3 separate regions of the Homo sapiens genome follow, and regions 1 and 3 are each linked to region 2. A link is a contact called in ENCODE Hi-C or POLR2A ChIA-PET data. All regions are on one chromosome and are shown on one strand. The core of a region is the stretch at or near the end of the contact, and the rest is flanking DNA. Distances in the headings are between cores, read along the strand shown.

Region 1 (2,700 bases), core at 7-2,506, 250 kb before region 2:
AGGCAGGTGGATCACGTGAGGTCAGGAGTTTAAGACCAGCCTGGCCAACATGGTGAAACCCCATCTCTACTAAAAATAGAACAATTAGCCAGGTGTGGTAGCGTGAGCCTGTAATTGCAGCTACTCGGGAGGCTGAGGCAGGAGAATCACTTGAACCCAGGAGGCGGAGGTTGCAGTGAACCGAGATCCTGCCACTGCACTCCAGCCTGGCCGACAGAGCGAGACTCCATCTCAAAAAAAAAAAAAAAGAAGAAGAAATATAATGAGGGGCTGTGCACGGTGGCTCATGCCTGTAATCCCAGCACTTTGGGAGGACAAGGCAGGAGGATCACTTGAGCCCAGGAGTTCAAGACCAGCTTGGGCAACACAGTGAGACTTTGTCTCTACACAAAAATTTTAAAGAATAGCGGGGGTTGGCCGGGCGCGGTAGTTCATGCCTGTAATCCCAGCACTTTGGGAGGCCGAGGTGCGCAGATCACCTGAAGTTGGGATTTTGAGACCAGCCTGACCAACATGGAGAAACCCCATCTCTATTAAAAATACAAAATTAGCCGGGCGTGGTGGCACATGCCTGTAATCCCAGCTACTCAGGAGGCTGAGGCAGGAGAATTGCTTGAACCCGGGAGGCGGAGGTTGCGGTGAGCTGAGATTGTGCCATTACACTCCAGCGTGGGTAACAAGAGTGAAACTCCGTCTCAAAAAAAAAAAAAAGAATAGCTGGGGTTGGTGGTAGCACGTGCCTGTAGTCCTAGCTACTGGAGAGGCTGACATTGGAAGATAACTTTGAGCCCAGGAGGTTGAGGCTACAGTGAGTGGTAATCTCCCCACTGTACTCCAGCCTGGTGAAAGAGCGAGACCCTATCTCCAGGAAGAAGAAAAAAAAAAACAACTGAGTAGACAAGAGTTCTGGTGGCATGATAGGTCCTAAGTCCCCTCCCGGTTCTGTGACCTTGGTCAGATGACTTTTCCTGTGGACCTCAGTGTCCTCATCTGAGTGAGAAAAGCGCGGTGGGGAGGTGAATCTTCCAGTCTACGCAGTGTAGGAGCCGCGTCTGAAAAGCCACACCAGCTCACAGTCCCAGCAGGGCCCGGTGGGGCGGCCAGGGCGGCACAGGCATCAGGTCCCCACCTCCTTCCCTCTTTGCCTACTCGCAGACCAAGGAGTTCATCTTCTCGGAGCTGCTGGCCAACCTGTACTCGTGTGGGGACCAGAACACGCTGATGGAGGAGTCGGCGGAGCAGGCACAGCGGCGCGACGAGATGCTGCGCATGTACCACGCACTGAAGGAGGCGCTCAGCATCATCGGCGACATCAACACGACCACCGTCAGCACGCCCATGCCCCCGCCCGTGGACGACTCCTGGCTGCAGGTGCAGAGCGTACCGGCCGGACGCAGGTACCAGGGCCGGCCCCCACGGCCCCAAAGCCCCCCAGCCCGGGGCCCGCGGGAGGAATGCCGGGACCGGGCAGTGGCGCGCCCGCGTCACCGGGGTGGCTCCCACCTGGAGCGAGGGGCGGAGCTTAGAGAGGGCGGGGCTTGTCGCGGGGCGGGGCTTGCCGTGGAGAGCTGGCTGCAAGGCTGGGTGGAGCTGGGGCGTTGGCGCCGCTGGGGGCGGGGCTTAAGCTCCGGCGACCGCCTTAGGGGTGCGGCAGGGAGGGGCTTGCGTGCATGGGCGTGGCCAGCACTGGGCTGGGGCGGGGCCTCTGGGTGGGCGGAGCTGCTCATCTCGCCTCTCCTTGTTCCTCGCTCCCTGTCGCCCTCAGGTCGCCCACGTCCAGCCCCACGCCGCAGCGCCGAGCCCCCGCCGTGCCCCCAGCCCGGCCCGGGTCGCGGGGCCCTGCTCCTGGGCCTCCGCCTGCTGGGTCCGCCCTGGGGGGGGCGCCCCCCGTGCCCTCCAGGCCGGGGGCTTCCCCTGACCCTTTCGGCCCTCCCCCTCAGGTGCCCTCGCGCCCCAACCGCGCCCCGCCCGGGGTCCCCAGGTGAGTAGGGGCTGAATGCGGCTGGAGAGGCTGCCGGACGGGCGTGGCCGGGAGGGAAATGGGGCTGGATTCCAGAGCATCGGACCTGGCCGCCAGAACCGGCCGTTTCTATCCCAGGCAATCGGACTCTGGGTGCCGGAGCCACGCCACGTGTGGCCGAGGGCTGGCGGAGCCTGCCCCCGAGGGAGCGCTGAGTCCCGGAGGTGGTCGTTTCTGGGGAGGGGGCTGTGGGGCTCGTCCCACCTGCCCCCTTCTTTCCAGCACTTGCATGGCGCTTCCCTCTATTTTCACTCTTGGCGGCCGCCCACACGTTGCATTCCTCCTCCTTTCTTCTTCTTGCTGTCCTCCATCCTCCATTCCGTCCAATTCCTCTCCCAGCCCCTGGGGAGCCTACCTTAGGTCTGACTCTGAACCCCGATCTGCTCTGAGTGTGTGGATTTCCTTCAGCTACCCTGATGTCCCCACTTCCCAGCCCTGACTCCTTTGAGCCATCCCAGGGGGTGTCCAGCCACTGGCCCACAGGAGCAGAGGCCAGGCTGTGACTGTGTGACTAGAAAGGTGTGTGATGTGTGTGTGGGCGTGCACACGAGTGTGAGAGTGTAAGCATGGCACCCAGGCCCGGGCTAGGACAGGAGCAGCTGGGGAAGCAGCCTGGGCCGTGGGCAAACTGATGGCTTTTTTCCTCCCCCCAACCACCCCCTCCGCGACTTCTGGCCCTA
Region 2 (2,700 bases), core at 112-2,611:
CCCCCAGCCCCTGGCAACTAGTCATAAAGTTTCTCTGGCTCTATAGATTTGTCTCTTCTGGATATTTCACATAAGTGGAATTGTCCAACATGTGGCCATTCATGACTGGCTTCTCTCAGCATAATGCTTTCAAGATTGATGTTGCAGCGTATCATCAGCACTTTATTTTTATGGCCCCATAACATTCCATTATATAGATGTGGTGTTTCCTCCTGCCAAACAGGGCTGGTTGGGATTCCAAAGAAGCACTATGGCCGGGCGCAGTGGCTCATGCCTGTAATCCCAACGCTTTGGGAGGTCGAGGTGGGTGGATCAACTGAGGTCAGGAGTTCGAGACCAGCCTGACCAACATGGTGAAACCCCGCCTCTGCTAAAAATACAAAATAGCTGGGCGTGGTGGCTGGCGCGTGTAGTCCCAGCTACACGGGGAGCTGAGGCAGGAGAATCGCTTGAACCCGGGAGGCGGAGGTTGCAGTGAGCCGAGATCGAGCCACTGTACTCCAGCCTGGGGGACAGAGCAAGACTCTGTCTCAAAAAAGCAGCATTAAACCCAAAACATTTATTAGGGAAGCTTACAGAGTGGGCTGCAGCAATTCTCGCGACAGACAGAGAGAAGCGGTGTTTCACCTAGGTACATCCCCAGCGAGGGGTCAGGGTATGAAGTTTATATGAGGGTTTATGGAATTTGGCTAAAAGCAGGGGTCAGTTTCAGCGTTTTGGGCAATAACCTAGATATCCTTAGTGCCTAGGGATATGCAAGGCCCGTGTTTGGTTGCAAGTCTGCAGGAAAAAACTTGCAGCTGGCTGGGTCACAGGGCGGTCAAGGCACTCTGATACTTGGTCAGTGCACAGAAAGCGGGGGAACTCGGGAACCGCGCACATAGTACTATATTTTATTTATCCATTCACCAATGGATGGACGTTTGGGTTGCTTTCACTTTTTGGCTATTATGAATAACACTGCTGTGAACATTCATGGACAAGTTTTTATATATACATAGGTTTCATTTCTTTGGCGTATTTTATATATATATATATATTTACCTAGGAGAATTGCTGGGTCAAATGGTAATTGTTTAACCTTTTGAGGAACTGCCAGACTGTCTTCCACAGCAGGTGCTTCATTTTACAGTCCCATGAGCAGTGTATGAGGGTTCCAGTTTCTGCACAGTCTCAAGGCACAGACAAATTTTCAGCAGCCCCGGGGATTGGGAGCGGTGGTTACCTCTGCGGAACGTGCCCCGACAGCCAAGCCCTGCGCGCAGGCGCACTGGTGGGAGGGCGGGAACGCGGGAGCGTCGCCGGAGGTGGGGCGTGCAGGCGTTAGGGGCGGGGCTGTGCTGCGCGCGCGTCCCGGAAGCAGAAGCCTGTGTGGCCTTCCCGGCGGCTGATTCGAGGGCTTGTTTGGTCAGAAGGGGGGCGTCAGAGAAGCTGCCCCTTAGCCAACCATGCCGTCTGAGGGTCGCTGCTGGGAGACCTTGAAGGCCCTACGCAGTTCCGACAAAGGTCGCCTTTGCTACTACCGCGACTGGCTGCTGCGGCGCGAGGTGAGCGGTGGCCCCGGAGGACGTAGGCCTTTCCGGCCCCTCGCGACCGAAACCTTCTCCCTAGCCGTTGGCACGTTCTGCTCCCGGGAACCCGTGCAGTCTAACAACCTGCATTTATTTCTTGACTTCTGTGTGTACATCCCTCTGTCCTGGGGTTTCTGTCCTCTTCAGCCTATTTTAGCGTTTCGGGGAGCTCCCCTGACTTCACAGGTGCCCCGCGCTCTGAAGGCTTCATTGCTACCCTCCGCCAGTTGGGCGCCTTCTCCGTTCTGCTGTTGTCAAAGCAATCTCGGCCCCAGGTTCAGTTAACTTACTGTATGTCTCATGTGCTGGGAGCTCTAGAGTTTGCGACGAACGATTGACACGACCTAATCCATTGCTACTAGTGAAATGACCAAATTTTTAGATTGATTTGGCAGACCTGGAAAGTGAATGGGGGCGTGGTCACCGTACCTAGCATTTGCAAAGCTCTGCGCGAGAAGTGGAGGGATGTGGAGAGTTAAGGCCGAGCTCCCATTCCCGAGTCGCTGCTAGTTAGCTACAGATAAGGCGTTGTCCTGCATCCTCAGACTTCTTGGGAAACAATCCTAAAGTATTTCCCTGTCTTTTATGTTGTTGACAGTTTTGAAAAATACAGACCTTACATTCTGTAGGTTGACTGCCAGCATATGTGCTTTCAAACCACCAGACCAAGGTTAAGCATTCTTGGCAGGAATACCACAGAAATGATGCCATGGCTTTCTCAGTAAGTCACATGAGGAGGCACACAGATGTCAACCCATCCCAACACTGGTGATGCTAATCTTGATCACCTGGTTACGTTATTATCTGCCTGGTCTCTCCGTTTAAAATTCGTCATTTTTCCCTTAGTAATTGTTGGGAAGTAATAATACCAGTATCCTTTTTTCTGGGCAAACCTTAATCCTCCATGGCTTTAGCATTCATTGATGTTTTCCACATGAATCGATACCTCTATGACGTTGCCAGATCCTGTTTCTTTATATCCGCTATTCCTTCTGCATTTGTTAGTTGGCATTCTACTGTAAGGAGGTGCTTTCTATTTTATTCAGTGAGTTGTAATCCATTACTTTTATTATTTATTTATTTTATTTTAAATGTCCCAGATTTTGTAAGCTTGTATCAAAATAATCAC
Region 3 (2,700 bases), core at 89-2,588, 210 kb before region 2:
CGCCTGGCCGGCCACCTGGTTTTATGGTGAAGGAGGAGGAGGAGAGGGAAGTGGCCAGGCTCTGAGTGGGTGGGAGCCCCTTGAGAGGTGAGCCCTTCCTTGAGGTTTTCTCACCTTACACCATGTTCTCTATGTGGAGAGCTGGCTGGTCTTGCCTCTTCCTACACAAAAAAACTGTCAGGGCCAGGTGCTGGGGAGCCCCAGTCTCTGGGTCCCTGCCACACAGTGCTCACCTGCCAGCGGGAGGTCAGAGACTCAAGCAGCCACGACAATACAGATAAAATGCTGCCACAGGGTTATGGAAGCATGTTGGAGCTGCATCCAACCAATATGGGACACTGGGAAACTTCCCAGGGGAAGAGACATCCATGTCTGTCCAGTAGGAGGCAGCCAGGTAAGAATGTGGGAGAGGGCTGCCTGCCTGTAATCCCAGCACTTTGGGAGGCTGAGGCGGGCGGATCACCTGAGGTCAGGAGTTCGAGACCAGCCTGGGCAACATGGCAAAACCCCGTCTCTACTAAAAATACAAAAATTAGCCGGGCATGGTGGCACACATCTGTAATCCCAGCTTCTCAGGAGGCTGAGGCAAGAGAATCACTTGAACCTGGGTGGCAGAGGTTGCGGTGAGCCAAGATGGCACCACTGCACTCCAGCCTAAGCAACAGAGTGAGCCTCTGTCTCAAAAAAAAAAAAAAAAAAGGCCGGGCGCGGTGGCTCACGCCTGTAATCCCAGCACTTTGGGAGGCCGAGGCGGGTGGATCATGAGGTCAGGAGATCGAGACCATCCTGGCTAACAAGGTGAAACCCCGTCTCTACTAAAAATACAAAAAATTAGCCGTGCGCAGTGGCGGGCGCCTGTAGCCCCAGCTACTCGGGAGGCTGACGCAGGAGAACGGCGTGAACCCGGGAAGCGGAGCTTGCAGTGAGCCGAGATTGCGCCACTGCAGTCCGCAGTCCGGCCTGGGCGACAGAGCAAGACTCCGTCTCAAAAAAAAAAAAAAAAAAAAAAAAAAATGTGGGAGAGTATTCCAGAGGCAGAAAACTTAGTTGGCCCAGGACACAAAGGGATTTGGTCTCGTTGAAAGGTGATCAGGGATGGTGATTTGCAGGTTGTGTCCACTTGGATTCTTGGTGCATGATGAAAGTCTCCCCCAAACACAATCGTAACCCAGCTCTGCATTTTGGTTCAATCTTGAGGCACCCAGGGAGGACACTTGGAAGGAAAGCATCCACCTTGGTCTGTTTCTCTTGTGTGAGCTCAGCTCTCCCAGGTGTCATAGTGGGCACGGCCTCGAGGGGGCAGTGTCCACTCAGAGATGTGCCCAACTGCCCTGGGAAGCAAGCCCTGGGAGGGCCTTGTTGGAAAGGTTCCAGCCTGCCAGGCCAGATTCACGAAGGCTGAATCCTCAGAACACATAGAAGAGGGGGTTCTCTGGCAGCACCCCTCTCAGGAGTTTGAAGCAACCAGGGGCAGTAAGGAGCAAGCAGCTGCGAGATGTGGATTCCTCAGGCCGTGCCCCCATGTGCTGGAAAACAGGTGGCAGAGGTTACTCTGCCTGGTGTGTACACATACATGGTTTGTTTGATCATATCCGGTATAAACCCTACTCGAAAATATTTGTCATCCGGCACCTACGGAGTTCAAAATACTAACACAGTACAGCCTGCACTGTTGTCCCTGGGGACTGAAAGGGGTCATTTTTGGGTGGCCTGACAGAAATGTGTCACAGAGCAGTGTCGCCAAATAGTGCCCCACTCTAGTTTTGCTCAGAAGGGGCCACATCAGCTGGGCAGGGTGTGGTGGCTCATGCCTATAATCCTAGCATTTTGGGAGGCCAAAGCAGGACAATCAATTGAGCCCAGGAGTTTGAGACCACCTTGGCAACATAGTGAGACCTATCCTCCACAAAAAATTTTAAAAACAGCCAAACATGGGCCGGGCACGGTGGCTCACGCCTGTAATCCCAGCACTTTGGGAGGCCGAGGTGGGCGGATCATGAGGTCAGGAGATCGACACCATCCTGGCTAACACGGTGAAACCCCGTCTCTATTAAAAGTACAAAAAATTAGCCGGGCGTGGTGGCGGGCGCCTGTAGTCCCAGCTACTCGGCAGGCTGAGGCAGGAGAATGGCGTGAACCCGGGAGGCGGGGCTTGCAGTGAGCCGAATTGCGCCACTGCACTCCAGCCTGTGCGACAGTGCAAGACTCCGTCTCAAAAAAAAGAAAAAAAAAAACAAAGCCAAGCATGGTGGTACCCAGCTACTCAGGAGGTTGAAGTGGGAGGATCGATCCAGCTCAGGAGGTCAAGGCTACCATGAACCATGATCACACATTGCACTCTAGCATGGGTGATAGAGTGAGGCCCTGTCTTGAAAAAAAGGAGGGGCCGCTTGGGGAGAGAGGGAAGGGAGGAAGCCCAGGCCAAGGGCCCAGTGCCTCTGTGGTTGGGGCTAAGGGATGTTGGGGCCCCCAACCCTGATTCTTCGGAGGAATTGGGAGGAAAGCTCCAGGTTCCACGTCATGTGGATGGGCCTGAGAATGAGGTGAAAGGTAACAATCACACACCCAAACCAGTTATGAGCCAAAGGTTTCACCAGATAAGGGATTGATGGCCACAATCACCAGCACATATGCAATTCTGTGGGTCAGACAGGGAGCTGAGTCACCATGCCCCGCAGTATCTCATTGACTGCCCCCAAC

The links. A loop is a pair of places that touch in the nucleus more often than their neighbours do. ChIA-PET counts read pairs that join two places held with the same protein, here RNA polymerase II (POLR2A). Pooled maps may share reads with other maps.
Region 1: a loop to region 2 is called in a map with no recorded cell type, with 17 times the contacts of the local background. The contact joins the enhancer-like site here to the promoter of GLE1 in region 2. A Hi-C loop is called at or near these places in 2 of 37 single-sample maps with no recorded cell type and 7 of 50 pooled maps. POLR2A ChIA-PET finds 5 or more read pairs at or near these places in 2 of 52 experiments (CD8-positive, alpha-beta memory T cell and GM12878).
Region 3: a loop to region 2 is called in a map of PC-9, with 8 times the contacts of the local background. The contact joins the enhancer-like site here to the promoter of GLE1 in region 2. A Hi-C loop is called at or near these places in 2 of 168 maps with a recorded cell type or tissue (PC-9 and mammary epithelial cell), 1 of 37 single-sample maps with no recorded cell type and 8 of 50 pooled maps. POLR2A ChIA-PET finds 5 or more read pairs at or near these places in 4 of 52 experiments (GM12878, PC-9, activated B cell and 1 more).

What each region holds. Positions count from the first base shown.
Region 1 is chr9:128,248,960-128,251,659 of GRCh38, forward strand. It overlaps DNM1 (dynamin 1), which reads left to right. Exons shown (of 22, transcript NM_004408.4): 20 at 1,156-1,397; 21 at 1,766-1,981. Among named protein-coding and RNA genes, the nearest start is that of MIR3154, 5.3 kb to the left of the region's middle. RefSeq lists an enhancer at 1,028-1,167 and silencers at 1,338-1,837, 1,848-1,937. Within about 2 kb of position 1,257, at least 9 of the 41 ENCODE cell types and tissues checked have a DNase peak (open chromatin) inside an H3K27ac peak, as active enhancers do.
Region 2 is chr9:128,503,358-128,506,057 of GRCh38, forward strand. GLE1 (GLE1 RNA export mediator) reads left to right here and starts at 1,362. Exons shown (of 16, transcript NM_001003722.2): 1 at 1,362-1,547. The coding sequence starts at 1,449. RefSeq lists a silencer at 1,173-1,382 and an enhancer at 1,603-1,762.
Region 3 is chr9:128,294,218-128,296,917 of GRCh38, forward strand. No RefSeq gene overlaps it. Among named protein-coding and RNA genes, the nearest start is that of SWI5, 19 kb to the left of the region's middle. Within about 2 kb of position 1,339, at least 15 of the 41 ENCODE cell types and tissues checked have a DNase peak (open chromatin) inside an H3K27ac peak, as active enhancers do; they include PC-9, where a contact is called at or near this core.